2 separate regions of the Homo sapiens genome follow, and region 1 is linked to region 2. The links are chromatin loops, found by intact Hi-C in ENCODE. Cell type or tissue: GM12878. All regions are shown on one strand. Links, peaks and the distances in the headings refer to the core of each region. The heading gives the core; the rest is flanking DNA. Region 1 holds the start of RMDN2-AS1 (RMDN2 antisense RNA 1). Region 2 overlaps LOC105374467 (a long non-coding RNA gene).

The links. Peaks named below come from ENCODE experiments on the same cell type or tissue, not always from the same donor. Only the 100,000 strongest peaks of a DNase experiment are listed, where the experiment ranks them.
Region 1: a loop joins it to region 2, with 5 times the contacts of the local background. A loop is called at or near these places in 2 of 110 quality-filtered maps.

The regions. Positions count from the first base shown.
Region 1 is chr2:38,029,646-38,046,445 of GRCh38, reverse strand. It overlaps RMDN2-AS1 (RMDN2 antisense RNA 1), which reads left to right and starts at 10,105. Exons shown (of 4, transcript NR_102712.1): 1 at 10,105-10,296; 2 at 16,526-16,591. It also overlaps a transcript of RMDN2 not described here. RefSeq lists a silencer at 7,780-7,849. In GM12878, for the core only: a CTCF peak has its summit at 8,199 (motif pointing right); DNase peaks (open chromatin) are centred at 8,085 and 8,475; H3K4me3 peaks cover 940 bases; H3K27ac peaks cover 3,268 bases.
Region 2 is chr2:38,254,215-38,271,014 of GRCh38, reverse strand. LOC105374467 (a long non-coding RNA gene) reads left to right here. Exons shown (of 3, transcript XR_939973.1): 3 at 1,787-1,922. Among named protein-coding and RNA genes, the nearest start is that of ATL2, 110 kb to the left of the region's middle. In GM12878, for the core only: a CTCF peak has its summit at 10,443; DNase peaks (open chromatin) are centred at 5,481, 8,784, 9,981 and 10,364; H3K27ac peaks cover 6,015 bases.

The DNA.
Region 1 (16,800 bases), core at 4,984-12,983, 220 kb after region 2:
ATTTTTCTGCTTTTTTTTCTCTGCTGCTGCTATCTCCACTCAGTTTTTAAAAAATATTATTATTATTGTTCTTATTTTAAAGCATGGTTTCTTTGGGGTTTCCCTGGAACAGCATAGTTTAGCAGTCAGCTGATGATGGGTTAGAGATTATGCTCAAATACTTGCAGGCAGTAAGGGTTATATCCTTTGGTAATGAATCTTTGAGTGAGTTGGGATATGTACTCAAAGGTCAGACAGTTTACAAGTCTGCCCCAGACTTTTACTGTCTTGAAAGTTCTTATGTGTCTTCTCTGTGCATGTGGAAAACTTCATATTCAGTCAGGGATATGTGAATAGCTAGGGCCATCTCTGGTCTGAGTGGATGCGTAGCCTTGGGTATGTGTGCAGTTTTCCAGACTACCAGGAATATATGAGAACCTACAATGGCGACCTCATTCCCTGAGTCATCCTGATAAATTTCTGGGTAGTCTGTCTTTCTGTTGCTTGCCTGAACCAAGATCACAACCTCGGGCTAGTTGCAATGTTGGCCTTCATGTTTGTTTTCCACCAAGGTCACAATTTACGGCAACACTTGTTGGCCATAAACATGCTTTGCCATGCTTTGTTCCAAATCAAGTCTGCAGCATCAATTGTGAAGCCACTAGCTTTTATTGCTTGCCCACCTTGGTAGAACTCTCATACCAACTAAGCTGGGGGAGAAGGGCGGGGAGAGCTGGGAGCAGCTCCAGGCAAAAATGCTTCAGATGCTCACTATTCTTAGCTAAGCTTTAGTGATTTTACTCTAACTAATGCTTCTTAATTTTTTTATGTATTTGATCAATTTCCTTGATCATTTTACTCTGAAATGGCTTTTTTACAATTTTATCTAGCTTTATCATTATTTTGGTGGAGGGTGGTTGGGAAGAGGATTTCTAAAGCTCCTTGTTCCACCATTCTAAAAGGTGAGGAAGAAGTTGCCTGCTCCTTTTTAAAGATTAGGTGAGATGAGATGCAAACATCAAGATTAAAAACATATGCATAGAATTTATAAATCTAATATGTATAACAGGAGCCTACATTTGTGCAGCAGTTTCTTCTGTTAAGCCTGTGCTAAGAGTGTAAGAGTGTTACAGGCATTGTCTCCTCTGATAGTCATAGAAATGCAAAACTGGTTCGACTGTTGAAAAGCCCTTACTAATTTTCTTCTATAGGGAAATAAATAAAAAGAAAAGCATATACAGAGAAGAAAACCAGAACTTTTCATCAGAAGCCTGCATTCTAAAGCCAAAATACTATTTAAATTACGTATTTTCTATTGCACTTTCAAATGAAATTTAGATACACATTGGGATCTTTCTCTTTTAATAAATTAACATACAGAGTTATATAAACCTACTCTTGACAAAAAGGACAAAAATAATCATGTTATTACTATTTGATACCATAAAACAGAAAAAAAAAATATCTAGAATAAGAGCTTGAATGCATGGGGCTATATTACACCACAGCTCTTACTACACAAATTTGGATGTGTCACTTGCCAAATCAAGTAATCAAACCTATTATACTAGGATTAGGGTTTTACTTGGGCATTACTCCTACATTATACTAGCATTACCAAGGAATTTCATAATATTTATATAAAGCACTTTATATGGAAAAAGTAGACAACATGCAAGAATAGGTGGGTAATATAATCAGAGAGCTGGAAACCCTAAAAAGAATCAAAAGGAAGTGCCAGAAATCAAAAATGCTGTAACAAAAATATAGAATTCTTTGATAGTTCATCAGCAGAGTGAACACAACCAAGTAAAGAATCACTGACCTTGAAGACATGTCAACAGAAACTTCACCAAATTGAAATGCAAACAGAAAAAAGAATGGAAAAAAAAAAAGAAAACCCAAACAGAACATATAACAACTGTGAGGCAATTATAGAAGGTGTAACATATGCATAATGGGAAATGGGAATAACAAAAGGAAAAGAAACAAAAGGGCAGAAGATATATTTGAAGTACTAATGACTGAACTGTTTTCAAAATAATGACAGATACTGAATCACAGATCTAGGAAGCCCAGAGAAAACCAGGAGGGATAAATACCGAAAACAAAATCTGCATATCATATTCAAACTGGAGAAAACCAAAGACAAACAGAAAACTTTGAAAGAATTCAGAGGAACTAAATACTTTACCTGTAGAGAGACAACAATAAGAATTACATCAGATTTCTTATCAAGGAAGAAGAGTGTAAAATATTTAGTGTTGAAAGAAAAAAAGAAAAACTACAAATTTAGAATTCTGTATCCAGTGAAATTATCCCTCAAAATGAAGGAAAAAATAAGACTTTCTTAGACAAACAAAAACTGGGATAATTTTCTTGCAAGGCAGGTCAGTAAAATATTTTAACATCTATTGCAAAGTCAGTAGACCTCCTTTGCAAGAAATATTAAAAGAAATTTCTAAAAGAGAAGGAAAATGATATAGATCAGACACTTGGATAAAGAAAGGAGAACATCAGATAAGGAATAAGTGAAGGTAAAATAAGGCATTTTATTCTTCTTATTCTTAATTATCTAATAGATAACTATTCAAAGTAATAATAGCATCAATGTATTGGGCGATTATGGCATATGGATAAGGAAAATGAATGACAGCAATGTTAAAAAGGATAAGAAGGAGGAATCTGGAATATATTACTAAAAGATGTCTGTGCTACCCATGAAATGATACAGTGTTACTTGAAAGTTAACTTAGACTACTTGCAAATGTATTTTGCAAACCATAGGACAACCACAAAAATGTTTCTTGAAAGAATTATAATATAGTAAAGGACGAGAGAAAATGGAATCATATAAAATACTCAAAGCCAGAGAAGGCAGAAGAAGAGGGGAAGATGAAAAAAGGAAACAAAGAACAAGTGCAATGAATATATAAGTTACAAACAAGGTGGATATTTATCCAATAATATCAACAATCACTTCAAATGTGAATGACGTAGTAGACATACCAATTAAAAAACAGAGACTGTCAGAATGGATTGGATCTGACTATATGTGGCCTATAAGAAACCTACACTAAATATAAAGACACAGATTAAAAGTAAAGGGATGGAGAAAGCTGTATCATGCTAACACTAATTTAAAAAAGCTGCAGTAGCTATATTAATTTCAGACAAAGCAGATTTGAGACTAAGAAAAATTGTCAGAGACACAGAGATGGTCACTACATAATTTTAAAGGGGACAATTCTCCAAGAAGACATAACAATCCTCAATGTGTACACACATAACAACAGACTGTCAAAATATGTGAGGCGAAAACAGTTAAGATTGCAGGGAGAAATAGACAAATCCACTCTTATAGCTGGATAGTTCAACATCTTTTCAACAACAGACTGATAAAACAATCAGAAAATCAGTGAGGATATAGCTAACTTTAAACAGCACTGGCAATCATCTTGATATAAATGATATAGAATTCTCCATCCAATAGAGCAGAATACACATTATTCTCTAGGTCACATGGAACATTCACTGAGAGAGACCACACTCTAGGCCATAAAATATACCTTGACAAATTAAGAAATTAAAAATCATACAAACATATTCACAGACCATAATGGAATAAAGCTAAAAATGAATAACAGAAAGATAATTGGAAAATCCCAAATATTTAGGAATAAATTAAAAATGTATAAATAACAAAGTAATTGAAGAAGACATCTCAAGAGAAATTTTAAAATATTTTGGATTAAATGAAAATGAAAAGAAAACTAATCAAAACTTGTGGGATGCAGTGAAAGCTGTGCTTAGAGGGAAATTTATAGCACTGAATGCATATATTGCAAAAGAATAAAGATCTAAAATCAGCAATCTAAGCTTCCACCTTATGACACTAGAGAAAGAAAAACAATATAAGCCGGAAGAAAGCAGAAAAAAAAAATTAGAGTAGAAACCAAAACTGCTGTTAGAAAAATAGAGAAAATGAATTAAACCAAAACCTGATGTGTGTGTGTGTGTGTGGTGTGTGTGTGTGTGTGTGGTGTGTGTGTGTGTGTGTGTGGCGGGGGGAGGTTTTGGAAAAGATCAATAAGATTGATAAATCTCTGGCCAGGTTCACCAAGAGAAAAAACAAGGAAGATACAAATGACTAATATCAGAGATTGGGGAGGGTTTATCAGTACTGATCGCAAGGCATTTAAAGGACAATAAAGAAAGAGTATAAATAGCTTTCTGCCTACACATTTGATAACTTAGATGAACTGGACTAATTCTTTGAAAAACACAAACTATCAAAACACACACAAAGAGAAATAAATAATTTAAAGTAGGCCTATATTTACTAGAGAAATGCAATAAATAATAAATAACCTTCCAAAGCAGATAGCAACAGACTCAGATGGTTTCTCTGGTTATTGTACCAGACAGTCAAAGAAAAAATTATACCAATTTTCTGCAATCTCTTGTAGAATACAGAAGGAACGCTTCCTAACTCATTCTGTGAGGCCAGCATTTTCAAGTACCAAAATCAGACAAAGAGAGCACAAGAAAGAAAAACAACAAACCAATATCTTTTATGAAAATGATAAAATAATCCTTAAGAAGATATAAGCAAACTGAATCTAACACTGTATAAAAAAAACTACAACCATACTCTGTGCCCAAGTGGGGTTTATTCAAGATTTGCAAGGCTTAATCTACATTTGAAAATTAATTAATATGATCTATCACATTAATACACTAAAAAGGAAGATTCATATAATCATATCAATCAATGCAGAAAAACCATCTGACAAAATCCAACACCCATTCATGATAAAAACTCTCAGCAAAAACTCTCAGTAAAAAGGAGGAATTTTCTCATCTTGATAAAGAAGATCTACAAAAGGCCGACAGTTAACATCATAGTTAATGGTAAGAAACTGGGTACTTTCTCCTCAAGATTGGGAACAAAGTATATATGTCTCCTCTCACCAGTCTTATTCAACATCATATTGGAAGTCCTGCTTAGTACAAAACGTCCAAAAAAAAAAAAAAAACCAATAAAAAAAATGAGGAAAGAAGAAATAAAACTGTCTTTGTAGATGACATGTCTGACTCAAATGCATCATGGTTATAAATATAAAATTTGAAACTATAAAACCTCTAAAAGAAAACAGGAAAAAATCAAGGAGGAACACATGCTAAGAAGTAGTAGGAGAGGAGGGCAGGTAGTAGATACAGTGTGCATTTGTCAGACACTGCTGGGTGCCTTAGTGTTGATTGTCTCATTTAATTCTTATAGCAAGGCCTGATCCTTGACATCCCGAGTCAGATGGTGAAACTGGAGAAGTTAGGCTATGTAGAAAACCCCCCAAAATGAACCCAAACCTCCTTCAACTAATAAACAATTATAGCAGGATACAAGGTTAATATACAAAAGTCAATTGCTTTCCTATATACTTGTAATAAACAATTGGAATTTGAAATTAAAAACACAATAGCATTTCCAATAGCACAAAAATGAAATACCTAGGTAAAAATCTAACAAAATATGTACACAATCTATATGTGCAAAAGTACAAAACTCTGATGAAAGAAATAAAAAATCTAAATAAATGAAGAGCTATCCCATGTTCATGGATTAAAAGACTCAATAGTGTTTAAGATATTAATTTTTCCTAACCTGATCTGTAGATTTAATGAAATTCCACTCCAAATCTAGGTAAACTATTTTTAGATAGTGCCCCTCTGATTCTAAATTTTATATGGAAAGGCAAAATACCCAGAACAGACAATACAATACTGAAGAATGATGTTAAGAACTAAAATTACCTGACTTCAGGACTGTCTTAGTGTGTTTGGCTATTACAACAAAATACCTTAGACTCGTAATTTATAAACAACATAAATTTATGTTTACAGTTCTGGAGGCTGGGAAGTCCAAGATCAATGTACCAGCAGATGTGGTGTCTGGTGAGGACTTGCTCTGCTTCATAAATGGCACCTTCTTGCTGTGTCCTTACATGATGGAAGGGACAAGGGAGCTTGCTTTTATAAGGGCACTAATCCTATTCATGACAGTAGAACCCTCATGACTTAATCACTCTCCAAAGGCCCCACTTCTTAATACCATCATATCGGGCATTAAGTTCCAGCATGTGAATTTTAGGAGGATGCCAACATGCAGACCATAGCAAAAACTAACTATACAGCTATAAAGTTATAAAGACAGCGTGGTATTGATAAAAGAATAGACACAGAAATCAATGGAAGAGGTAAGAAAGTTTAGAAATAGACACACAAATATAGTCAACTGATCTTTGACAAATAGTAAAAGGCAATTCAATAAAGACTAGTCTTTTAACAAGTAGTACTGGAAAAATTGGATGTCCATATGCAAAATAATAATAATAATAATAATAATAATAATAATAATAATGAATCTAGACACAGGCCTTATACTGTTCAAAAACATTGACTCAAAATGCATCATGGACCTAAATGTAAAATTCAAAACTATACAACTTCTAGAAGAAAACAGGAGAAAACCAAAGAGGAGGAGATGCTAAAAAGTAGTAGGAAGGGGCAGGTAGGGCACACAGTGTGCATTTGTCAGACACTGTCCTGGGTACCTTTGTGCTTATTGTTTCATTTAATCCTTATGGCATGGTCCGATTCTTGACATCCTGGGTCAGATGGCGACACTGGAAAAGTTAGGTTCATGGGAGGGCAGGGCCAGCCTGGCACCCTTCCCAGCTGTCCCTTCTGACCCCATGTGCACCTTCAGGGAACCCATTCTGCAGCCTCAGACACTGGGTGATTTTCTGGCAAGGGAGTGAGAGACAACTTCCTTCTTCTGTTTCAAACCTAATTTATCTCCAGGTGGAGTCAGGGCTTTCTACTTAATGATAGGAGTGAAAAGGCAGAAAAAATGACAAAATCAGGGCGAGGGTGAATGTTCCCATCAAAGCAGAAATGATGTAAACCTTTTGTATTTTCCCAGAGAAGCGGGGGCTGTAGATAGCAGCGACTGTGCTCCTTAAATAAAAGAAGGGTCAGCGACTTCTGAGAAATGGGAAAATGGAGTGCCTGGGGGTGCCCAGGAAGAACTGAAAAGACTGTATGTTGGCTTCCATCCGAGGCTGATCTATGGGCTTCGGGACCAGACAAGTGTGAGTTAGAATCCCATTTCTGTGACTCACCGGTTGAGTGAAATTAGGCAAGTTCCTTATCCTCTCTGAGCCATAGTTTTCTCATTTGTAAAATAAGGACAATCCCAAGTGACTAAATTATTTTACCATAATCATATGGATTAGTTTTAATCCATATGAATATAGTTAAAATTATATGAATATATAATCTTAATCCATGAACATTTTATCTCTCTCTCTGTGTGTGTGTGTGTGTGTGTGTGTGTGTGTGTGTGTGTGTGTGTGTATAGCATCTGGCTTTTAAACTGTTGCTCAAAAATATTATTTTCATTGTCACTTGCAAAGCTCAAATCAAAACTGAGCAGAAGGGAACACCCTTCCCTGTTTGGCTGCCAGGCGGTACACCTCTATGGGAACCACCAGCCTGGCCCTCCGAGTGCTGAAAGGGGCGAAACCTATCAGGGCAGGGATGGGATGGGAGATGCCAAGAAATGACCCAGTGATCCTCCCCAGGATCAGGTCTGGCCAGCCCAAAGTGTCTCTGCCCTTACTAATGCCGGAATACTTGTCAGTCCCAACCCTGTGGGCTGTGAGAAGCACCCAGTGTAATCAACCCACCTTCTATTCCGATTCCAAAAGGCTTTTACTGGGTGCCTGCCATGTGGCAGGTTTTATTCTAGATGCTGTGAATAGAGGTTGATGATGAGTGGTTGGTTTGGCCCTAGCGTAGCTCAGCAACTATAAAAGAGTGCAAACCATGCCTTAAAAAGCTGAGGCTTTAGCTCCAGGCGCAGCTGGCTCCGAGGCGGGGGTTGCAGGCAGCGGTAACCGGGCCTGAACCGTGCAGGAGACAGTTCGGAGTTTCCCAGAAAACAGCTTGCTCAATACGGGGTATCAGTTTTCCTCCCGGCACTTTCCGCCTTGTACCGAGATAACTGAATCAGTAACGCAGAACTCAGCTCATTCTATTGTTGGGGAATCCCAAAAACACCCCAAGGGAGAGAAAGACAAAGTGCTGCACAAAGAGACTCGCAGTCGGCGTCCGCCCTCGCTTGAACGCGTCCCCCTTGCGCCCGGGGGGCGCTGCGCTCCCTCCAGGAGAGGACGCTGCGTCTAAGTCTAAGAGCCTCCAGTGGAAAGTCCCGGAAGCCCTCCCCTGGGCTTGAGATTTTTGCTGGCTGAAATGGAGCCTGGAAGTGCTTTTCTGTGGTTTAGATGGGGAAGGAATGGGGGAAAGAAACGGTTCGGGAAAGGGGAGAATGGAGGGGAGAAGAGGGAAGGAAGATGGCAGGAGCCTCGGAGGTCAGGCTTGCAAGCAAAGCAAACACCAGGCTCCAGAGGGGTTTGCAGGCTACAGAACACCGAGTTTCGAGAGAATCACATGTTTATCTTCTCTTAAAATTCTCATACTGAACGATCTGGATGTGACTCAGCTCACGCAGTCGCTAGCTGTGGCACCGTGTGAGCTACTTAACCTCAGAAAGAGTTTCATCATCTGTAAAATGGGCATCACGGCCTTGTGGAATGGATTAAAAGAGCCAAAGTGCATAAAGCTCACGCAGTATCCTTTATAAGCAGTTTGTAGGTCTCCTTCCTTGAATTTCTTTCAAGCTCCCAATAGCCAACGGGAAGCCGAACACACTTTCACACTAAAAATGGGAATTCAGGGAAGTATCATCAGGTTCTGAACTATGTTTTAAGACTCAAGTCAAACACCAAAACTGAGTCACCACCTAATGTGTGTGCAGCACGTGTTAGGGGCAGTTTGCTATGTGATGACTTGAACGACAGTTTCTCTCTCCTGGGACTTTCATAAAATTCCTTTGGTGTTGCCACACACTTCTGGGATTCTCCACAATGAGCCCATTGCTGAGCCTGTCTCTGCAGATGTTTATTAAACAAGCAGAATTTAGGGGAATAGTCAGCAAGTCTTCACCAAGTTCTTCTATGTGGGCAGCTTTTGTGGTGTGGCCAGGGTATGAGGATAAAGAGCAACTTGGAAAAGTCTGGGGAGAATTTAAGTAGCCTGAAGAGTCTCTGTCCCTCAGGGAGGAAAGCTGAGAAATCGTTTCCATATTTATGTGTCAATTGCTTTATGTCCATTTATTTGATCTTCCTTACAAAATCTTGCATAGAAAATTTCATCCTCATTTTACAGATGAGGAAACTGAAGCTTAGAGAGCTTAGGTCACTTACCCAAGTTCATCCAGGTAGCAAAGTGTCAGGTCTGGATTTAAATCAGGTTGAGTCCAGTACCTTTTTCTTTTTTATATCACGCTGCCTTTCCCTAGAAGCCAAAATTTCTAGGAAATAAATGAACTGCAATGACAAAGCAGCACATTTTCCCATGTTCTTTGCTCTTGATCCCTACCTACTCTTTTCCCGGAAATAGACAATAAAGCCACCAGGATACCTGAGACAGCCTTGGTCATCTTTGTACCGTAGCCAGCACCATGGATTTTTGCCTAGTTACTTTCCCATCAGATTTTAACAGAAAGAACACTGTATTTGCCAGCTCAGTACAGCATATCTCTGGCTCTGTTTTCTCCCCAGCAGGAATCCGAGGGTCTGTCTCTGTATGTGTTATCATCAGACTGGTAAAGAGTTACATGTGTCAGCACAGAAGAAAAGAGCTTTGATGTGAGTTCAGCATGTAAGAAAGCCTTCATTGCTGTCATGCTTTCAACAGGTTCCCCACGACCCACCACTGCCTGCCAAGATGAATGTAAATGAAGCAGAAGTCTCACAGGGTAAATTCAGCTTCCCACGACCTGCAGTTGGACAGGGTGGCAAGGAGATGATGATAATTCCATGGCTCCCAGCTTAATTTCTCTTGGGGAGGGGTATGTGGACTCTTGCTATCCTGGAGTCCATATCATGCAGGACTCCGGAACATAAAAGGCAACAACAGTGAAGTGAGTGCCTGTTACAAACAAGGCTCAACTCAAAGCTAACAATTCTTCTTTATTAGGATACCACTGATCAGAGCTGCAAAGTGTACTCACATCTGTCATTTCGTGTCATTCTTACATAAATCCTGTAGCTGGGCACAGTAGGAAGAAGCATTCTCATCATGGCCACTTAGCTTGCTCGAGATTACACAGAACCATGCCTCTGGTTTCCTGGTACAGTGCTCCGGCAGGTGACGGATGCTCCTGGGTGACATATCACGGATCTCTCTGAGGTGAGATCTTCATGATTCTATATCATAGGCATCTCTTTATCTTCAAGTTGGGCAACATCAGCAGGGTTCCCATGAGTATGTGCCCAGCGAGGCTATTTAGTTCCTCTTATCTTTTTTTTTTTCTACTTGCCCTCGTTTTTCCTGAGATTTTATTTCCTTCCTAGCTGGCATACCTTTCCCTGCTGTGGTATTCAGACCTAAATAGTGTGTGCACCTATTACCTCTGCAGAGTAATTACTGTTTGGTACCATGGTAGAGTTTCTGTGTCCAGATACGGTTGTGAATGCTTGGAATGTAACATTGGGAAAGACAGAACTATTGCTTGTAAGTGGATTTGTGGACATCATGGTGCTATGAGAAAACTAAGTTGAAGATGCTCCTGCATCTTGCTGGTTAAACTAGATATAAACCAGTTGCTTAATAATTCATAGCCTATCCTATCTGTTTCCCACCCTCCTTATCTTCCAGGGACTCATTTATTGAATAACTCATTTTACATGCCTCTTTTATCATATACATTTTTATGTGTATTAGGATGTATTTATGGACTTTATATTCTATTTCACTGATTTGTCTATTCATTCATATTTCTTTGAGTATGATAGCTTTATGCATTTTTTCTTATCTGGTAGGTATTGTTGCCCCTCATTGCTTGACTTCTTCAGTATTTTCACAACTACTCTTACTTGTTTGATTTTCCATTTGAACCTCAGAACATAAAAAGAATCTTGTTGGTATTTGTATTGGAATTTTATCAAATTTGTAGATTAATTGAAGGATATTGGATAATTTTAGGATGCTGTCTTCCTAATCAAAATATAGTGTGTCTTTTTATTTGTTCAAACTTTTGGGGTTCCTTCAATTTCTGCTTGCCTATCAGACATGATTCTTATATTTATTCCTAGATATTTGATCTTGTTTTACTCAGGGTAAATGAGGCATTACCTTCCAGTACACCTTCTAACTGGCTGCCATCTGTATTTGTCATGGCTACTGATTTCTATATATTTATTCTTTTATTGTTGAAGAATGTTTTGTAGTTCGTTCTTTCAGGTTTTTCACACGTGAATTTATTTGCCAACATAAATGATACTTACCATATTCTGTTAATGTATTACTTTCAAATATTCTAATTTGTTTGTCTTTCCTAATTAGAGCTAGTATCTCTAGAACAATATTCAATAATAGTAGTGACAGTGTCATTTTTCCTGTCCTTACTTCAGCATAAATGCTTCTAAATACTTTGTTAGTAGGCATGATGAGCTCAGATAAAAAGCTTTTTTTTAAATATTAAAACAGTATTCCTTTATTTCTACTTATTAAATTTTAAAATCAAGAAAACATTCTTGCCCTTTAAAATATTTTATATTTGTATATGTTTTATCATGAAAATTTTAGTAGGGTATTAATACGTATAATTTATAAATAAATAAATATAAATATATTAGGGGATGACAATTTTTACAACCGATTCAAGCATAAAATAAGAAAGTTTGGAGAGCATGGGTTTAGAGGATTATAATAAATTTTTAAAATTAAAATATCATTGTTTACCACAATACAATTTAATCCTTTTTGATAATGCTGAAGATACTTCAGGATCTCGAATGCTTTAGGATCAGCATTAGGGATACTGTTTATCTTATCAGTTGGTTGAAGGTTGGTTAACTAAGAATAAATCACTGGAAGTTCACCTGTTTGCCTCTGAAAAAGTCTGATCTTTATTGCCCTCTGAATGTCTTCTTCTATGCCAGACAGTTCCAATAAAGCAACTATAACTAGGCTCCCCTAGCCCTCCTGATCTCCCCATCATGTAGGAACCTAATATGTCCAAGATAGTGGTAGAGGGTGAGCCTATGTGGCCTGTGCCCAGCCTCTCTGCATCATCCTCACACAAGTTTAGTGTCACGGCTGAAGGATGCTCTTCTCAGCAGAAGTGGGATAAGAGCTGACACATCTACAGGCAGAGCAGTCAAAGGGTGGGAAGAAACCTGACCTCCTAAAGACCCACTGCCTTGCCTCAGCACAGTGGTGACTTCCTGTCGAGGACACTGCTAGAAGTCTTTCTGAGTAGATGATTCTGAAAAGTAAAGAAACACTAATATTCTTTGTAGTTACAAAATAGGAAAAGCTAGCTGGGGGGATAAACGTCAACAGATTCTTTTAATAGGATGCCTAGCTTTCTGCAAATTTTTACTGAACCAAGACATGTGTTCTTGGTTGATTAATACATGCAGTGCAAAAACTCAAAACAATATGCTGATATATTCCGTAAAGATAATTCCCAGGCTAACTGTGGTTTGTTTTACATTGTCAACAAGAGCAGGAGGTTGGGGGAGGAATCTCATGAATTCCTGGACATGGAAAGTTTGGATTCCCATGAAATGACTGATCTGAAATCTAGAGTAAATTTGATCTCAAATTTTCTCTCTTAATTATATAGTGAATATTGCAAATTCAATTCAACTTTAAAAGTATTTATTGAGCCCTATGAAAACACAGAAGCAAGATCAGATGTAGTCTTTTAATCTATGCGGAGAATGAATGTGTGTCCACATGGAGTAGATAACAATTCAAAAAATATAGAATTGGATAACAATGTAAGAAACATAGATGGTGTTGTGAAAGGTCAGAGAACTCATGACTGATTGTTGGGATTGTATCACTAGGAGTTTCTTTAAGTATAGCAGAGCAAGAGAGGTAGAAGGACACATGACTTTCATCCCCCTTCCAACAACAATGTTCTGAGACCATAGGCTTAATCTAGTCAAGTCTGCTTGACTTTCTATAGAGTGGGTTTCTGAAGGTTTTGATGATCTCACCATGGGATGGGAAGGAAAGGACAGCTACTTTTAGCTAGTTTGTGTACTGCCAGTGTTAAGGCAAGAAAGAGAAAGTAAAAATCTACTAGTAACTAACAAAGGTGCTTTTGGCTATAGAATTTTCAAATTTGGTGTCACTGAAGCCAAATGAGCACATGAAAGGATGCTTGACGTCACTGGTCAGAGAACTATGAATAAACCACAGTGAGATACTACTACATGTCTGTTAGAATGGCTAAAATTAAAGATTAAGACTGGCCATAGCAAGTGTTAACGAGAACATGGAGCAACTGAAATTCTCATGTATTTTCAATGGGAATGTAAAATGGTACAGCAGTTTGGCAGTTTATTATAAAGCTAATGTATACTTACTGTGTGACACAACAATGCCACTTTGGGGTTTTTATGTCTCCCCTCCCCTGCCCCCAACCCAAAATAAAAACATGTCTGCTGAAATAATTATATGTGATTTTTTTTTTTACATTTTTTGTGACGGACTCTCGCTCTGTTGCCCAAGCTGGAATGCAGTGGTGCGATCTTGGCTCACTGCAACCTCCACCTCCCAGGTTCAAGCGATTCTCCTGCCTCAGCCTCCTGAGTAGCTGGGATTACAGGAACCCGCCATCATGCCTGGCTAATTTTTGTATTTTTGTAGAAACGGGGTTTCCCCATGTTGGCCAGGCTGGTCTTGAACTCCTGATGTCAGGTGATCCGCCTGCCTCGGCCTCCCAAACTGCTGGGATTACAGGCATGAGCCACTGTGCCCAGCCTGTAAGTGAATGTTTATTTCAGCTTTATTCATAATAATGTCAAACTGTAAACAACCCCAAACAGGTGAATTTATAATTACATTATGGCATATTCAAGCTATGCAATACTACTGAGCAACAAAATGGAATGAACTATTGATATATACAATATCATAGATGAATCTCAAAAATGTTCAGCAAATGGAGACAGACTTAAAACAGTTAACATTCTATGATTCCATTAATATGGTATTGTAAAAAAATTAATCTATAGTGACAGAAAGCAGATGTGTGGTTGCCTGAGGCTGTGGTACAGGTAGGTGGGAGAGTGAGGGGAAGGAAGCCAAGGGAAGTTTTTGGAGCGATGGTCATGCTCTATATGTTGGTTGTGGTAGGGGTTACGCTGGTGTTAAAATTTGTCAAAACCCATCAAACTGTACAATTAAAATTTGTGCATTTTACTGTATGTAATTTATACCTCAATAAAGTTAATGTAAAAAGAAAATGAGGCACTCTTTCTATGAATGGGTTTTAGGGACAGGTAAACCAGTGAGAGAGAGAGAGCACTCACTTTTTTTCTTTTTTAGAAGACTGAGGCTGAGTGATAGGCAGCGGCATTGTTGTGCACAATCTGCTTTGTTGTATGATTCTCTTGAGACCTGACTCAATTTATGGGCTCCTTCTTTGGGCAAGAAACTTAAGTTGGGGTCTCATTATTGTGTTCTGGGAGCGTTAGGTCACTGCATTCCTCATGGGCTCCAGGCATCCCGAGGAAGGCGTCTGCTCAGGAAGCATGCTCAGCCTTGAAACTGAGAAGGGAGGTCAAATGAGGATGTGCATCTTTTGCTTCTGCACCTCCAGTAATTTCTTCTCTTTGTAAAGAAGCCAGGTGTTGATAATAGTCACTAATACTTAGTTGAGTGAATGTAGGAAAACCCAGATAAACTTTCCTCTCATCCACAGATTTCTCTGGCCAGTTCAGGGAGACAAATGGAAGAGTTCATTTGCGGGAGGGGATTTGTGACAGTTAGGTAGATCATAATCTCAACTACTTTATGAAATGTAAATTACAGTTCTGTAGAAGTGAAAATTCACAGCATTACATCAAAATAAAAAAGGAAACAAAGCACTGGTGGGGGAGGCTGGGAGGTGGGAAAGGGACCTGTAGTTTCAGCTACTGGGGAGGCTGAGGTGGGAGGATCACCTGAGCCCAGGAGTTCAAGGCTGCAGTGAGCTATGATTGCATCTGTGAATGGCCACTGCACTCCAGCCTGGGCAACATGGCAAGAGCCCATCTCAAAAAAAAAAAAAAAAAAAAAAAAGGGAAACAAAGTATGACTATGAGCAACTCTCTTGTGGAGAAATGGCCAACATCATGTGCAAATAAGGGTTCCTTAAGTAGTACAGGGCACCTTACTAGGCCATTCCCATGAATTATCTCATTTAGAAACCAAACTTCCTATCCAAGGCCCATCTTAAATTACTGTTTTCCTTTCCAATGAACCATTTTCCCTCCCTATGGGAGACACTTAAATGTTCTTGGCCAATTAAACAAATGTTCTTGGCCAATTAAGCAAATTTCAAGAAGTCTTTTTTTTTTTTAGAAGTCTATCTTTTTTAGCTGCCTTAAGCACTTTTTAGAAAAATGAAAACAAAGGAAAAGGAAACAATCAAGAATTCCCTAAGGACATTACATTTTAAATAATTTAAGACATTGTATGGCTCTGAATGTGGTTATTTTCTCGCTGTGCAGGCCAGAGCTGGAAGTCAGCCACCTGGGCTTAGTCTTCACAGTCTTAGAAACAAAGTGTGTGACCTTCAGCAAATCTAACCTTTGTACCACTTTTCTCCATGGTCAAATGATGGTGATATCATTTTCTTAAACTATCTTAGTGAGTAAAAAGGTTTCACTGAAATACTGGATGTGGTAACAGTTTGAAAAATTAAATGTTTAATAAAAATCCATGTAAAGCCAGTTTTTTACAATTAAAAGAAAACTTTTAACATGTTGTAAACATAATATATGTGCTTTCACTATATGGACTGGATCTCTAAAGCAATAAACATCATCAGTCATCTTTTACTTTTCCAATTCTCTTAACAGGTTGTTAAGAATGATCCTCTGTGACTGCACTAAATATTTTTTAAGTTGCATACTGAGGTGTTGCAGAAGTTACTTTATTATTAAAAAAACAGCCTGGGAACTGAAGCCTAGAAATGGGATAAGAATTATAATTTCAAGACAAAAGCAAGCAACTGGGTCAGAGAAATGATACAATGATTAACCTTCATATGTGGTCTGTACTTCATCCAATGAAGGGTGTAACAGTAAAAAATAAAGTAGAATGCACACAGATCTGTAATGTTTTTGTGGGGAGTAAAAAGAGTATCATGAATTTGGTCTAAGGCTGGCGCTGGCATTGTCACAGACTCATTGTCTGATACTGCTTGGCTGTGTCCCCACCCAAATCTCATCTGGAATTATAGCTCCCATAATTCCCACATGTTGTGGGAGGGACCTGGTGGGAGGTAACTGAATCACGGGGGAGGTTTCCCCCATACTGTTCTCGTGGTAGTGAGTAAGCCTCATGAGATCTCATGGTTTTATAAGGCAAAACCCCTTTCGCTTGGCTCTCATTCTCTCTTGCCTGCCACCAGGTAAGACGTGCCTTTTGCCTTCCACCTTCTGCCGTGATTGTGAGGACCCGCCAGCCACGTGGAACTGTGAGTCCATTAAACTTCTTTTTCTTTATAAATTATCTAGTGGTGGGTATGTCTTTATCAGCAGCATGAAAACGGACTAATACACTATCTCTTGTGCCTGATCTGCTAGGCTTCCCCACCTCCTGCCCCACCCTCCCCTCCACTCTCCCTGCTCCCTAGTCCTCCTCTCCCTCTTTCTCCACTCTCTCCTTGTCACATCATATCTGAGG
Region 2 (16,800 bases), core at 4,620-12,619:
CAAAGTACTGGGATTATAGGTGTGAGCCACGGTGCCCACCCTTGTTACCATTATTTAGTATTGTTTTGGAAGTTTTAAATAATGCAATAGTACAATGTGTAAAATATTGGAGAAAAACAAAATAAATTATCTCTTTTTTTTTTTTTTGCAGAAAATATAAACATAATTCAGTTACTTAGATAATCTGTTAGAACTTAGTGACTTAAATAACTTACCAGGATGGAGAGGAGAATTAAGATGGCTGAATACGAGAAACATAAAAAATCAATAGCTTTTCTCTAAATGAGCATGTCCAGTTAGAAATGAAAATAAGAAAAAATTTTATTCTTGATAGAAACAAAAACTACAAAATACTCAGGAGTGAGTCCAATAAGATGAGTAAAAGACATACTTGAAAAAAAACATAAAATTGTGTTAAAAGACATAAGACAAAATCGAATAAATGAAGAAATAGACACTAAATTTATAATGTAAGATTTAATTTACAGTGCCAATTCTTGTTTATAATCCATATTAATATACAAATATAATTAAATTTAATTGGAATAAAAATGATTATTTTCAGTGAGTGGAGAGGAATAGACAAAAAGATGTTAAAGATGATATGGAAGAACAAGTGTCTGAGAAGAGTTAAGAGTGGTGACTTGCTTTACCAGGTAGTTAAATTTAAAACTAAGCTACAGGATTCAGACAGTAAGGAACTGGTGCTAAAATAGACCAGTGGAGAGAAGAAGAGAGTCTAGGAGTAGAGTGAATGAACATAAAAACATAATGAATGACAAAGGTAACATATTCAATTCAGTGGGAAAAGGATACTTTAAAAGACAAATTGTACTACCATACATGGGTAGGCCTTTAGACAAAAATAAAACCCTCCTAATTCAGATCCCATTCAAAAATAAATTCCAGGTGGATTAAAAATATGAATATAGGGCATGGTGGCTCATGCCTGTAATCCCAGCACTTTGGGAGGCCAAGGCAGGTGGATTGCTTGAGGCCCAAAGTTCGAGACCAGCCTAGCCAATATGGTGAAGCCCCGTCTCTACTAAAAATACAAAAAGTAGCCAGGTGTGGTGGCCTTGTAGTCCCTTGAGGCAGGAGAATCCCTTGAACCCAGGAGGCAGAGTTTGCAGTGAGCCGAGATTGCGCCACTGCACTCTAGCCTGGGTAACAGAGTGAGACTCCATTTTGGGAAAAAAAAAAATTAAAAATAGCATATTAGAAAAAGTTTATTAATAAAAGGAGTTTCCATGTTTCCCATCCTTTCTACCCCAAGAGTTTCACATGAAACTGTAAGTCAAGAATGAGCGCCCCACAAGCAGCCTAAGTACTTCATGGGCTCTTTAGGTTCCCAAGGCCCTGGGGAAGCCAGTCATAGAAAGGCAGTATGATGACACATAAAAATCAGGGACTTGAGACAGACAGACATGGGTCAGAATCTCAGTCTGACTCCATAACAGCTGTGGGGCATTGGACAAGCTATTTAGTTTCTGTAAACTTCAGTTTTCTCTTCAGTGAAATAGTACAATAACTCTTGGAGGTCTTCAAAGGATCAAATTCACTGCTGTGAATTTGTGAAAGGGCCTAGCTCACTGCCTGAGACATGTCAGGTATTCAATAAATGCTTATTTCCTTCCATCATTTTTAATTTCTGAGGACTTGCAAAAGAATTAAATTTCGGATGTTTGTGAAAGCTTTCATTATAGCAATATTCACTCTCTGTAACTAGGAAGAAAACTGATATAGAGATACTCATTTTAATTCTTTTGGTTCATGCTTCTTCCAGAAACCTGAGAACTTTCAACACTGGCAAACCAAATGGATGATTCTGCCTTGTACAGAAGAAAATCAATAAACATTAGCTCTTCTGAGGCAGACAAATTACAGAAACCGCAAGTCCCACAGTGTTTCATAATTTTATGACAAATACCATCTGAGTTACTTACAGCTCTGGATGAGAAATCTACTCTTACCAGGATCCCAGTGATTATGCCCAAAGTTGGCCATGTCTCCTTCTCTTAGTTATATTGCTTTGTGCCTATGATTTGTTTGCGTTTTGGCCTACTGTGAGCTTGGCCATCTCTTGGTTTGATGGGTTTCCCAGCCCTTCAAGTCAGCCAATCTCTGCAGAGGGTCCTGGGAGGCTGCCTCCAACACTGGGCACCAACTGTTGGCCCTCAGCTCCAGCAATAACATGCCAGGCTGACGCTTTATTTCTTTGGAACTTTTTCCTGGTTTCTGGCTCAACCTCCTCTGCTCATCCAAGAGAAGTATCTTTGAAATCCTCAGAGAATGACCACTCCCACCATCAGCCTTGGGATTCAGTTTGCCCTGGGCCAGAGGGGGGCCCTCATATTTACTCCTGCCTCCGATGAGTACATGTGCCTCAGCCCTTGTGGGTGTCTTTTTCTTCTCCTTGTAGATAAGATTGTACCTGTTAATAAGAGATTGTATCTTGTTTTCCCAGTGTTTTAATGAGAGATTATTTGAGTGTAAGGAACAGATACTCCAACCCCCATTCCAACCCCAGCCTAAGCAAAGGATTTCTTCTACAACTTCAAGGGAAAATCTCTCAGACTTCCAAAGACAAGACACAAAGTACAGTCAGACTGGAAATGCGACTGGAATGTTGGGAACTGAGATCTCCTCTCCAATTCCAAGGCTCAGATGATCTCGCTCATCTCTGTCTCTCTGTGTCCTCTCTCTTTGGTTGCTTCTAGTGTAATGGACCAATATGGCTGTCCCAACCATGACTCTACATAATGTTTCTGTTCAATCACCTACTTTCATCTCATGATTTATTATTTCTGTGACAGTTCAAATACTGGAAGAGTCTGGTTGGCAGTTTGTCAGCCAATAGATGAACAGATTTGAGTTAGGTGTCAACCTCAAATCCAATCATTTTTGACTGGAGGGCAGGGGCAGGTAATTGGCATTGGCTGTGAGCCAGGGCAGGTCAGCTACCCAGGAACTACTTAGGTCTCATCCCTGGTCCTTTACATTTAGATCAAGCCTGATAGTTGAAAAGACACATTCACACACTCTGTTATTTACTTGCTTGCTGAATTCATTTGTTCATTTAACATTTCTTGAGCACGTCCTATATCAAGTCCTGGAACAGGTATCACTGCACTAGGCCCCATGTCTAAATATGTGTGTGTTGTCCCCAAGGCAATTTTATTAATGGCAGGGGTGCAGGTTTAACAAGTAAGCGGGGATGTGATGTAAGTGCAGTGAAGGAGAAAGTTGAGCTTCTGTGGACAGATAGAGAGGGATATAACTTGGGCTTGGGAGTAAGGGGAATGAGTCAGGCTTGATCATCTTTACATATCCCAGAAGTCAGGAGGTTGGCAAGGCAGGTAAAAGTGTCAACTGATTTGAGAGATGAGATAACGCAGGCTCAGAGGGGTTAAGTGATTTGCCTAGCACCACACTGCACTGGAACAAGGACTGGGGTCCAGATCCTCAGACTCCTGGTCCAGTGCTCACTCCTTTCACTTGAGGTACTGTCCTACCCACTCACCCCCCATTCTGCCCCAGGTCTGCTTTCACGGTGTACTGGGTAGGCCTTATCATATGAGTGGGTGCTGGGAGACTTGGCTTGGTCACTGCCTTGGCACCCACTGTGGGCACACATTCTAGGCAGATCCTAAAGCTTTCAAGGCTAGGGTCTTGGGGCAGGATGGGAAAGGGGAGGAGGATGAGAAAGAAGAGAAGTTGGGGATTTTGTCCCCATTTTTTCCTGGGAAGGGGTGACTGGGGCTCAGAAGTCTAGCTCCTGTGACAGGGCACATCTCATTCACAGGCACCATGGGCGGGAGAGTAGGGGAGACCTCAGGCAGACCCCCACCATGCCTCTAACAGGCTGCTGAGGTGGAACTGGCCGCACTGGAAATCCCTGCCCAGAGGAGGCCCAGCCATGCAGACCCTGCCAGATGGCTGTGTCCCAGCAGGCCACAGGGCTATCCCTGGGAGGTGATATGGATTTGGCCTAGAGAAAGGTGTTGGGAGGAAGTCAGGGCAGGTGGAAGTTTCATCATCCTTTCCCTTCATCCATCCACTTCCTTTACAGTTGGTTTCCCTCCTGACCCACATCTCTCTTTTCTGTTGCCAAATAGGTGAAGACCATGTCACACGGACAGTGGTCACAGGGAGTCACATGGAGGTTTTAGAGAGTTCATCCACACCACTTCCTGTTAAATGCACTTTCCTTAGACTCAGCTCCCCACATTTCTTGCTCTTGCCTTATTCCTCTTGAAGGGTGAGATTATCTGGGTCTGATATGGTTTGGCTGTGTCACCCAAATCTCACCTTGAACTTTAATAATCCCCACATGTCAAGGGCAGGGCCAGGTGGAGATAATGGAATCATGGGTGTGGCTTCCCCCATACTGTTCTTGTGGTAGTGAATAAGTCTCATGAGATCTGATAGTTATATAAGTGGGAGTTCCCCTGCACAAGCTCTCTTGCCTGCCTCCTTGTAAGACGTGACTTTGCTCCTTCACTGTCTGCCACATTGTGAAGCCTCCCCAGTCATGGGAACTGTGAGTCAATTAAACCTCTTTTCTTTATAAATTACCCAGTCTTGGGTATGTCTTTATTGGCAGCATGAAAACGGACTAATACAGGGTCTGTTTCTGTTATGATAGAAATATAGATAATTCTTTTTACCGTAAGAAAACCAGCATTATGGACATGATCAATAGTAGCTGATGCTGGACCTCCACGCTGAGTAGGCCACAGGACTGGTGCGACCCAAAGAAGACACAGCCCTGGAGGGGCCAACCATTTCTCAGTGCCCACCTCTGACTACCTCGGAGGCCTGGAATCACTAGCTCTTTCTATTTTTTAAGAGACACTGGAAATGTGAATTAGAAAAATTCAGTACAAAATTAATACAACATTTCTAAGAAACATAGGATGAAACAAACAAAACAGGATTTGGCTTGAAGATAAGTCAGTTTGTAAGTTCTGATCTACCTGTTCTTCTTTTAAAAAATCTCTTCCAGGCACTTCACCTTTGGCTTTTCTTCCTCAAACCCTATAACCCTAGTCTAACCAGGAGACAACATGAGACAAACCCAAATTGAGGGACATTCTACAAAATATCTGACTAGTATCCTTCAAAATTGTGAAGGTCATGATAAATGAGGAAAAACTAAAAAACTATCACAGCTCAGAGGAAATGAAAGAGACATGTTGACTAAATTCAATGTGGGATCCTGGATGAGATCCTGGAACATTAGTGGAAAAATTGATGAAATCTGAATCACGTCTGCAGTTTAATTGATGGTACTGTACCAATGTTCATTTCTTAGTTTTGACAAATGTAGCATAGTAATGAAAGATGTTAACACTAGTGGGAACTGGGTCAAAGGCATATGGGAACTCTCTGTACTATATTTGCAACTTTTCTGTACTTCTCAAATTATTCCAAAACAGAAAGTTTATTGAGAAGAAAAAGTCCCTTCCTAGCCTGAGATAACCTTTGGTTGTTATGGTTCTGAAAATGAAGCTAGGTTTCCAACGTCAAAACAAGTGCGATCTCATTGGTATCTTTCCTTCAACCTGTGAATATCCATAGCAGTGATCTATCAACTCTTTTGGTTCAAATGGTACCAAAGACTCTTATAATGGGCCTGTGGGCCCTCAGGTTCAGGCAGCTTTGGTCTCTCCCTTCCTATCAGTAAAGGATGGTCAATTTCTTGGCCTCACACACTACTACCCTCCCACTCTGACTGCCCTATGGGTTGCTGGAGTGAGTTTGAAATTCACAGAGTTAGGTGATGACATTGTGCCTAAGGATATGGTGGTTTGACCTGTTAGGCTGTGCAGCTGGATCATTTTCTAAGTGGCCTCAGGCTTTGTGTGGCAGGATCTGAGAAGAACCTCCTCTTTTCTAGGAAAACATTCCCAGTGTCAGGAAAATTTATGAGGCAGAAAGGGCTGAAGTGAGCTGTCAGAGGAAAGGAAGGGCCCATATGGTGGAGAGGAACCTTCACATATATTGTCATCTCTCCAGAGGAGTTAAGTTTCTCCAAATTTGTGGTCCCTCTAACTGCACAGGAATTAAATTACTCTGCAGGATTCCCAAGCAATTATCCCTCCTCACAAAGCAGAGCCTGTCCTTTCAGGACCCAATCAAGCGACCACAAATCAAAGATAGCTTGGACTTGTTCCACTAATAGCATGGAAAGCCTGCTGAAGTTGCTTGAAAAGAGAAGTGGTTCAGATATCTCTGGTCTCACAAGAAAAGCTTCTGTAATGTCAGATTATGGTTTCCAAATGGCTAGGTGGAGAGGGGCATCGCATTTCTCATAATGAGAAGTTATTTATTGCACCACAGAACCAACACTCTTCCCCTTGCTCACTTGCACAAGATAAGATGAAGAGTCCTTTCAAGTTGAATCCAGTCTCAAAAGAAAAGCAACACATGCACTCCCAGCTAATGTTTGGTTTTTAATTCTGGTGTGTAGGGAAGGAGTGTGGGGGCTCCCTCTGCGCGTGGCCTGAGGAGCTCTGCAGGGCTCTGTTGCCCCAGCCTCTAATGCTTGGAGCTGGACTCATTGTTCCTGTGTTAGAGTTTAGTGGAGGAGGCAAACATTAATTAGATCAGATACTATTTTAGAATATAGGCACTGCTCAAATGCTCCAGAACAGGCCTCAGAACAATGACAAAGGCCTTGAGGGGTTGCATTTGAGCTGGTTCTTGCAAGAGCAATAGAGAGAACTGGACAGGAGGACTAAATTCTTAGTTATGGAATTCAGTTACAGTTACTTTGATTCTGAAGTCAAAGGTACAATCTTTTTGGTTAAGGCATCTTTTCGGCTATAGGAGTTTCCAAGAGAGTCTCTATCAAAATATTAAGAACCTGTGCTGTTTGCCATCAATCTAACAGAAGCCCTTCTTTCTTCACGGAACTACTTCCTCCCGGTGTCCTTGCTGATGGCCCGGAAGGAGCTGCCAATCCCAGAACTCTGCATCCTGGCCATGGGGAGAACATGTGTCCATCCCTCTGGCTACAGTGATTGGTTCAGGGATGGGCACATGGCGGAATCTGGACCAATCAGAGGCTTTCCTAGGATTGTTTTAAAAGAAGTTGGTGGTGAGGGCTTTTTGGCTCAGGGAGTCTGGAGGGATGGGAATCTGGAGGGATGGGAATCTAGAGCTCCCAGAGGCTATGTTTGTGGTCACACAGAGAAAACTCATCTCTACTGGAGAGAATGAGAGAGGAGAGACAGAGAAAGAGGGATCATCATGGCACTGAGGCTGGATTCTAGTTACTGGGAGCCCAGGTATGTGTGTGGATGTTCCACTATCCTTCCAATAAAGCCCCATTTTAATTAAACTTATTTGTATTGGGCTTTGATATGGTTTGGATCCGTGTCTTCACTACATCTCATGTTGAGCTGTAATTCCCGTGCTGGAGGTGGGGCCTGGTGGGAGGTAATTGGATCATGGGGGCAGATGTCTCACGAATGGTTTGTCACCATCCCCTTGGTGCTGTTCTCATGATGGTGAGTGAGTTCTCGTGAGATCTGGCTGTTTAAAAGTGGGTGGCTCCTCCCCCACGTCCTTCTCTTGCTTCTGCTCCTGTCATGTGAGATGCCTACTCCCCTTTCACCTTCTGCCATGATTGGAAGCTTCCTGACGCCTCCCTGGAAGCAGATGCTACCATGCTTTCTGTACAGCCTGCAGAACCATAAGCCCATTAAACCTCTTTTCTTTATAAATTGCCCAGTCTCAGGTATTTCTTTATAGCAATGTGAGAACAAACTCATACAGGTTTCAGCCACTCTCAAGAAAGAATAATCTAACTGATGGACTCATCAATGTGCCTGTTTTCTCTGGTTTTCAGTAAACACCATTCCCAGATGGGCAAGAGAAGTTCTGCTGCTGGTCTGGCACTGCTGGCTTCAGAGGCACTGCTGTACCCATGTTTGGGCTCAGAGATGTCAGAGGCCTCTGCTTGTCAGGAATGAAAGGGAGCTAAGGCAGAAGAGTAAAATGATGAAAACATCATGGCCAGATAGAAGCAAAACCAGAGAGCAGAAGTGTGGATTGTTCTTTCTGGGTTTTTATAGGTTTTGCCTGTTTGACTTTCCAATAAGGTTCTTTTGAAGAAAGGGTTGGGCAGCTAAAACAGTTTTTTATTCACTGGCTTAGAAGACCATTAGTTGCCTCCCCCAGTCTAAAATCCTTTATTATTCCACTTTCTTGGTCACCTGGCCTTTGCTGTGTTCACGGGAGGGACTGGCTCAGGCCAAGAATGTGGAGGGGGAGGGGGCAGGGAGGTGATCATGTGGATTGGAAATGGGACTAAGCTTACACCGAAAACTCACAGTGGCCTCAATTCCGTGTCCCCACTTCTGCAGGCCCCTGCTGAGATAAGCCTGGGAATAAGTCAGCTCTGGCGGAGTTTCCGCCTCAGCTGGCCACCCGGTCCTCGCTCTCAGTCTTTGATGCTCCATTGCAGTCAGAAGGGTATGTGTGGGCATGCAGGTGGTCTGCGGGTCTCAGTCCAGCAGGAAAGCAGCTGTTTGCCAAGCACAGGTGCTCTGAGGCCTAGGGGATCTGAAGAGCCTGCTGTGAGTGTGGTCAGATGTCAGGTCAGAGGCAGAGGTGGGAAAAACAGAGGAGAAGCACGTGGGGAAGGAGAATAATGAGTTCCTTCATGACTCTAAAGGCTCTCAGAGTCTGATTTTCAATTATAAATAATCCCAGGATCTGTTCAGAGCTCAACAACAGCCCCTAGTGCCCTGCAGCTGGGCAGAGCAGTCCACGTGGCTTTTTGGATCTTACGTGTGTGACAGCCTCCCGGTTCACAGCCTTTTGAAGTTGATGGAAGAGGCGTTCTGGAAACACAACTGAAAGACGTTTGTCAAACTGAAATCAAAGTTACAACCACATTTGTTTTCTGGGTTTTTGTGCAGATATGTTAACAAGGAATGTTGTGCTTGCAGTGGAGAACATCTGTTTTAGACAGCAATTATTTACTGAGCATCTAATGTGTGCCGGCATACCAGTCCAGCACCAGGTATTTGGGTAGAAGAGGAGGCCTGGAGAAAGAGTCATTGTCCCTGATTTTCATTTTAGTGGGGGAGGCAAGCACTATGATACTATGCTAGAATACAGGCCCTGCCGAAGTGCTCCAGAACCAGCCTCAGAGCAATGAGGAAGGATTTGAGGGCTTGCATGTGAGTTGGCTCTCGCAAGAGCAGAACTGGACAGGAGGACTGAATTCTGAGTCCTGGCGACAAAATTCAGGAAGCAAATGAGAATCCAGAAGTCCAGCACATAAGAGCCAGTGGAAGGGAAGAATCCAGCCGAGGCAGAGGTCTGTGGGGAGGGCCGTGCGTGAGCGGGTGGATCCAGCAAGGCCCACAGATCAGCAAGGAAGCCAGAGAGTGGGACGTTTTTGGTAAAACCCGCTGCTGGTGATGGCCTGGAAAGATGTTTTCTGAGAAAGCTTGGGCAGCTTGAATGCTGGGAGAGGGTGTGGTGGTCCCTGGGGCAGGAGACCCTTCTTTCTGACTCTGTAACCACAGCCCCGGTCTGCTTCATCACTCCGTGGGCAGTGATGGTCTGTGCCCAAAACGCTGTGATTCGAAAAGAGATAATTTGCAGGCAACATGAAGAAGTCCCAAAAAAGACAGTATTAGAAGAAAATGTCCTTCAAGAGTTTTAATGTAGGTGGAGAGAAGGCAGGATGGAATTCAAAATCATGTTTTGAAAGGACATGGTGTCCTTTCAAAGCTCCAAGCGTTGCTTTGCTGTGCTCTGGGCATGCCTTGGGCTGGATGGGAAGAAAAGTGAAAATAAAGTGTGTGTGCATACATGCATGTGCACGTGTGTGTGTGTGTGTGTGTGTGTGGTGTTTTCTAAAATATCAGAGGACAGGATGTCTGACAAAAGACTCTTGTTAAATGTGTTGTTGAATTAAGTTGCCTTGGAAAGAATTTCTAAAAAAGCTTTCAGAATCAACACTTCTCAGTTTCTCAGCAAGGATTTTGCCAGAGCAATAGAAAAAGACATTACATTGTTCCCAATTCAGTTCTAGCACTCTCTTTTTTTCCTTGCATACTGTCTTCACAGGAAGGAAAAAGTTGTCTAAGGGAGGAAGACTCAGGGCGTTGCATCGGGACTCCCCGTTCTCCTCTAAATCCTACCTCTTACGATTCTTTTCAACTCTTTTTCCAAACTTTTAAAGGCTTTGTGGACTTCTTAGAAACCGAAAGTTCCCAAGAATAGAATACGTGTCCACTGGAAGTCCCCGTAGGTGCCCAGGGCTGGCGGGACTCTCTTGGTGGTGTAGGACCTTGCTTGGATGTTGAATGTGTGGGAAGGACACCCACAGGGGGAAACCCAGGATGGTGGACGTGGGGCCAAAATATGCAGCAGCTGCAAAGGATCTGGGTACTTGGCTCTACTGCCCTCTAATGTGAGAGAAGCCCAGATCAACACGGGAGGGAGTGGGCGTTAGACAACCTGCAAAGAGACAGATCTGAGAGGTGCGGCTCCCCGTGGACTTAGTGTCTTTCAGTGAAACCACCGTTCACTCCTGAAGATCTGAAGATGGAGGAAGTTTTTCCCATCCTACTCTCCCCTTTTAATTTCCTAAGCAAAATATCATTTCATCTTTCTCAGTCCATCTTTTGTGTCTGATGAATGGATTGAGCTAGATAATCTCTAAGGTCTTTCCAGCACTAACCTCCTATGCAAGGTTGGCTGCATAATTTGCAGGGCCTGAAAATGCAAGGCCCTCCTTCGAAAATCAAGGAAAAATGATGTGAAAATTACTAAAACATAAAATTCCTTCCTTTCCTCTGTACTTTCCCTCTCGACTTGTCATGAAGTTTTTAAAATTTATTGTTGTTCTAAGAAAAGAAAAATTAAAATTTAATGATATTAGCATAAAATGGCAATTTTAAATGTAAATAGAAGAACATTTAAATTTTACGCAGAATCACTAAAATTATACAATTTATATTTCTCAGTTTGTACATTCATATATATTTTGTGTTTGCCAGAACAATGGAAATGCTATACAAAATGAGCTCAGATTGTTTTCATTTCATTTTTTTGTATGAGGACTTTCTACCAACAGTCTGTACCTTTGACTTACTGATGAGTAAAGAAAAACTGAGCTGGGTGCACAGGCTCACACCTGTAATCCCAGTGCTTTGGGAGGCTGAGAGGGGAGGATCACTTGAGGCCAGGAATTTGAGACAACCCTGGGCAACATAGTGAGACCCTATCTCCACAAAAAAATTAAAAATTAGCTTGGCGTGGTGGTGCAGGCCTGTAGTCTTAGCTACCCTGGAGGCTGAGCTGGGAGGATCGCTTGATCTCAGGAGTTCAAGACTGAGAGCCATGATTGCAACACTGCACTCCATCCTGGGCAACAGAGCAAGACCCTCTCTCTTTTTTGAAAGAAAAGGAAAGGAAAAAGAACAACTGAAGGGAAAAGGAACTATGAGTTGCCCCATTTCCCCCTGTCCTTCTGTGTCACCATTTTCACCGTAATTGGTTGGCTAATACAGGAAAATCACATGAGTAAGAAAGCAAAAAGCTGATACAGGAAAAAAAATCAACTGTTTCTGTAAAAAGTAATAAAAAAGGAGCCATCACAGGATCTTTAATATACAAAGATGTTACAAGAAGAAAGAAGGAAAGTAGTAGGAAAAACAAATATCAAATGAAGTGCAGACTCTAGAAGAATGTTGCAGCCCATGTCATAAAACTATGACATTAAAAAAGAATGAGGCCGGGCATGGTGGCACATGCCTGTAATCCCAGCACTTCGGGAGGCTGAGGTGGATGGATTGCTTGAGGACAGGAGCTCCAGACCAACCTGACCAACATGGTGAAACTCCATCTCTACTAAAAATACAAAAAATTAGCCAGGCATGGTAGTAGGCACCTATAATCCCAGCTACGTGGGAGACTGAGGCAGGAGAAGCGCTTGAACCTGGGAGGTGGAGCTTGCAGTAAACCAAGATTGTGCCACTGCACTCCAGCTTGGGCAACAGAGTGATACTCCATCTCAAAAAGAAAAAAAAAAAAAAAAAAGGCCATACCACTTACCTGTTAAAATGGCCAAAATCCAAATCCAAAACACTGCCAACACCAAATACTGGCAAGGATATGGAGCAATAGGAACTCTCATTCATTGCTGGTGGGAATGCAAAACGGTAGAGCCACTTTGCAAAGCAGTTTGGTAGTTTCTTACAAAACTAAACATACCCTTACCATACGATCCAGCAATCATGTTCCTTGGTATTTACCCAAATGAACAAAAACTTGCACACAAATGTTTAGAGCAGCTTTATTTATAACTGTAAAACATGGAAGCAACCAAGATATGCTTCAGCAGGTGAATGGATAAATAAACTGTGGTACATTTAGACAATGGAATATTAATTAGTGCTAAAAAGAAATGAACGATCAAGTCATGGAAAGACACGGAGGAACCTTAAATGCGTATTACTAAGTGAAAGAAGCCGATCTGAAAAGGCTTCATATGATACCAACTATATGACATTCTAGACAAGACAAAACTATGGAGACAGTAGTAAGATCTGTGGTGGTCAGGGGTTTGGGGGAGGGAGGGCTGAAATGGCGGGGCACAGAGGATTTTTAGGGCAGTGAAACTACTCTCTATGATAGTATAATGGTAGATACATGCCATATATCTGTCCAAATCCATAGAATGTACAACTCCAAAAGTGAAGCCTAATGTAAACTATGGCTTTGGGTGATATTGATTTGTCATTGTAGGCTCATCATTTATAACACGTGTATCCCTCTTGTGGGGGATGTTGATAGTGGGGTGGGGGCTATATGCACATGCAGTCAGGGAGTATATATGAATACTGTATTTTCTGCTCAATTTTGTTGTGGACCTAAAACTGCTCTAAAAAATAAAGTCTATTTAAAAAAAAAATATGACTGGGCACAGTGGCTCGTAATCCCAGCACTTTGGGAGGCCAAGGTGGGTGGATCATTTAAGCCCAGGAGTTCAAGAGCTACCTGGGCAACATGGCGAAACTCTGTCTGTATTAAAAGTACAAAAAAATTAGCTGGGCATGGAGGTGCATGCCTGTAGTCCCAGCTACTCCGGAGGCTGTGGTGGGAGGATCTCTCTCTCTCTCTCTCTCTCTGTCTCTCTCTCTCTCTCTCTCTTTTTTTTTTTTTTTTTTTTTAAGGCAGAGTCTCAGTCTGTGGCCCAGGCTGGAGTGCAGTGGCACAATCTCAGCTCACCGCAACCTCCGCCTCCTGGGTTCAAGTGATTCTCCTGCCTCAGCCTCCCGAGTAGCTGGGGCTACAGGCATGCCACCACGCCTGGCTAATTTTTGTATTTTTAGTAGAGACAGGGTTTTGCCATGTTGGCCAGGCTGGTCTCAAACTCCTGACCTCAGGTGATCTACTGGCCTCAGCCTCCCAAAGTGCTGGGATTACAGGCGTGAGCCACCGCACCTGGCGGATCTCTTGAGCCTGGGAGATGAAGGTTGCAGTCAGCCACGATCATGCTACTGCAATCCAGCCTGGGCCACAGAGTGAGACCTTGTCAAAAAAAAAAAAAAAAAAAAAAAAAAGACAAATATTTTAGAATTAATTTTAAAAGTAATTAAACCAAGGACCCAAAGCAAAGAGACAAAAAGATCAGGGAGAGATGTATTGAATTAAAAGTTGCTAATATATAAATAGGGATAATATAATTTACCAAATAAGTTTCAAGGGATGATAACATATCTATATGGACCAATTACATTAGAAGAAAGCGAGAAAGCTGTCAAACATCTATCATCCCCAACAAGCACAGAGCCTAGAATTTAAAACAAAAACAAAAACAGACCCTATAATTGAAATTAGGGCTCTGTTGGAAGGAACATGAAGGAAAACTGACACTGTTGATTGTAGAGGGTATACATGAGAAATCTGAGCAAAACAAAAAAGGATTTCAAAGGCTAGGAGACACTATTAGCCTGTGTACTCTTAGAACAGACTCTTACCTTTTACCTTCCATAAAATGAGTTTTATCCTTCTACAAATTGAGGTATAGATTTTTAAAAATAGTCTCATTTATAGTACTATATTATCTTAAGGATTTGAAGTATAAAAAGTAAAGGCATGCTTATTTGAAAAAGGCAAAACTTCTAAAAAGTAAAAAGCAAATACTTTAAAAACAAAAAGACAAAAATTTGAGAGTGAAAAAGAAAAAGGTTGAAAGAAAATGATGGAATGGGAAGACAGGGAAAGGAAATATGAATAAGTGAAGGACCAAGAGAAAAATTATGAAATGAATGGGACAGAACACAAATTTATTGATATAATTCAACACAACTTCCTGCAATAAGCGACTTGAATGTGCTTAATGGAAAAGTAAACAGGGTCTCAGAGAAAATTGACCAAGAATGATCGACATGAAGACAGATCTTAATAAATATACTGCAATTCAACTCTATTTAAAGACTCCTGGGAGCATTGTCTGAGTTCATAATCGTAACCTCTATGTTCTTTCTGTTTGGCATTTTGCCATTCTTTTATAGTCAACCTTCCTAAAATTTTAAACATTTTAGTTATTTTCTTAGAAACAAAATGAACAATAGATGGAATTAGATTTTGTTTTGTGAGATTGTCTACAAGTCTTTTTCTTCAATTTATACAAGCAATAAGTCTGTTATTTTATGTTGTGTTTTTGTTTTGACCACTTCCGTAAATATTTCACTGTATAGACTCTTTGCTATGTTTTATCATCCAGGCAATAAGATCAAGTCATGTATAAAGCATAAGCAGACTGATCGTTGGTTTCTCCACAGCAACATTCAATGCTAGAAAACAGGCTGGGCACGGTGGCTCATGCCTGTAATCCCAGCACTTTGGGAGGCCAAGGTGGGTGGATCACCTGAGGTCAGGAGTTCAAGACCAGCCTGGCCAACATGGCGAAACCCTGTCTCCACTAAAAATATAAAAATTAGCCAGGTGTGGTGGCGGGCATCTGTAATCCCAGCTACTTGGGAGGCTGAGGCAGGAGAATCACTTGAACCCGGGAGACAGAGGTTGCAGTGAGTGGAGATTGTGCCATTGCACTCCAGCCTGGGCTACAGAGTGAACTCTGTCTCAAAAAACAAACAAACAAAGAACAGCAGTGACTCCAAAATCCTCCCAGAAAGAAAGTTTGATTTGCAGATTTTATATCCAGCCAATCTTTTATTCAGTTATAGAGGCAACTTACCATTTGAACATCCAAGAACTCAGGGAATATAGTTCCCATGAACTGTTCTTAAGTAATTTACTAGATAAAAGAGTATATTCAACTGCAAGAAGCCTGGAAAACTGATAAAAACATTGGTGGTGAACATTGAATGAATCCATCGAACTGTAGAATCTAGACCTAGGTAAATATGGAAATTAGGGTGACATAAGAGAATGTAAATATTATTTTCCTTGATGATATGAACCATATGTAACTAACAAAAGTTGGAAAGTAACAAGAGAAAGAAGGTGAAAAGTTATATAAGTGCTTACTATAATTGCTACATTAAAGCAGGGATGGGCAAGTTACCGCTCACAGGCTTAATCTAGCCCACCACCTGTTTTTGTATAAATAAAGTTTTATTGGAACACAGCCATGTTCATTTGTTACAGATTGTTTATGGCTGCTTTCATGCTATAACGGCAGTTAAGTTGTCGTGATAAAGATTGAATCACAAAGCCTAAAATATTTACTATTTAATCTTTTACAAAATAAATTTGTTGACCCCCTGGGATAAAGGATGCTATTTAAAACTGACAAATTAAGTAGTAAAAGTGTATGTAACAATTCTAAGGTAAACACTAAAAGAGTGTCAGGTGTAGTGGTTCACATGTGTAATCCCAAAACTTTGGGAGGCTGAGGCAGGCAGACTGCTTGAGCCTAGGAGTTCCAGACCAGCCTGGGCAACATGGCGAAACCCTGTCTCTACAAAAAATACAAAAACTAGTCAGGCGTAGTGGTATGTGCCTCTAGCCCCAGCTTTCCGGAAGCCTGAGGTGGGAGGATCGCTTGGGTCTGGGAGGTGGAAGCTGCAGTGAGCCGTGACTGTGCCACTGTACTCCAACCTGGGTGACATAAGGAGACCCTGTCTGAAAAAAAAACCAAGAAACAAAACAAACAAACAAACAAAAAAAACACTAATAAAAGAGTGATCAGGAGTAGAGAAAGGGAGGAAATAGAATGATTATTGATAGCAGCAACAGGAGGCAGCCAAATGCCTAGGCAGACAAGGGTGGGTCCCCAGTGAAACCCAACCTTCAAGCCAAAAACAGCCTGAGGGCTGAAAGACTGGACTGCTGCTGGTCCAGGATGAAACCCACAACCCAGAGTGAGAACTTCTGTTCTTGTTTGCTCTCCCTTTCCCGATTGATTCTTTCTGAACAATGCCTTTTAACCAATCAAATGTTGCCTTTTCCAATATTACCTATGGCCTGCCCCTCCCCCATTCTGAACCCATAAAAGCCCCGGACTCAGCCACATTGAGGGGACTCTCTCGCCTTCAGGTAGGGAGACCCCCCCCCCCGCCGCCATGTCCCCTCTCCATTGAAAGCTGTTTCATCACTCAATAAAACTCCCCACCTTGCTCACTCTGATTGTCAGCACATCCTCATTCTTCTTGGCACAGGACAAGAACTGGAGAACTCAAGAAGTGCGCAAGTCGGGGCTGGCCCCAGGCAGGCCAAGTGGGAGGGCTATCTCCTGCAGCAGGTAGTGTGGTTAAGCAAGGCCCAGGCAGGGTGTCACTGGCTAGAGGTCCCCGG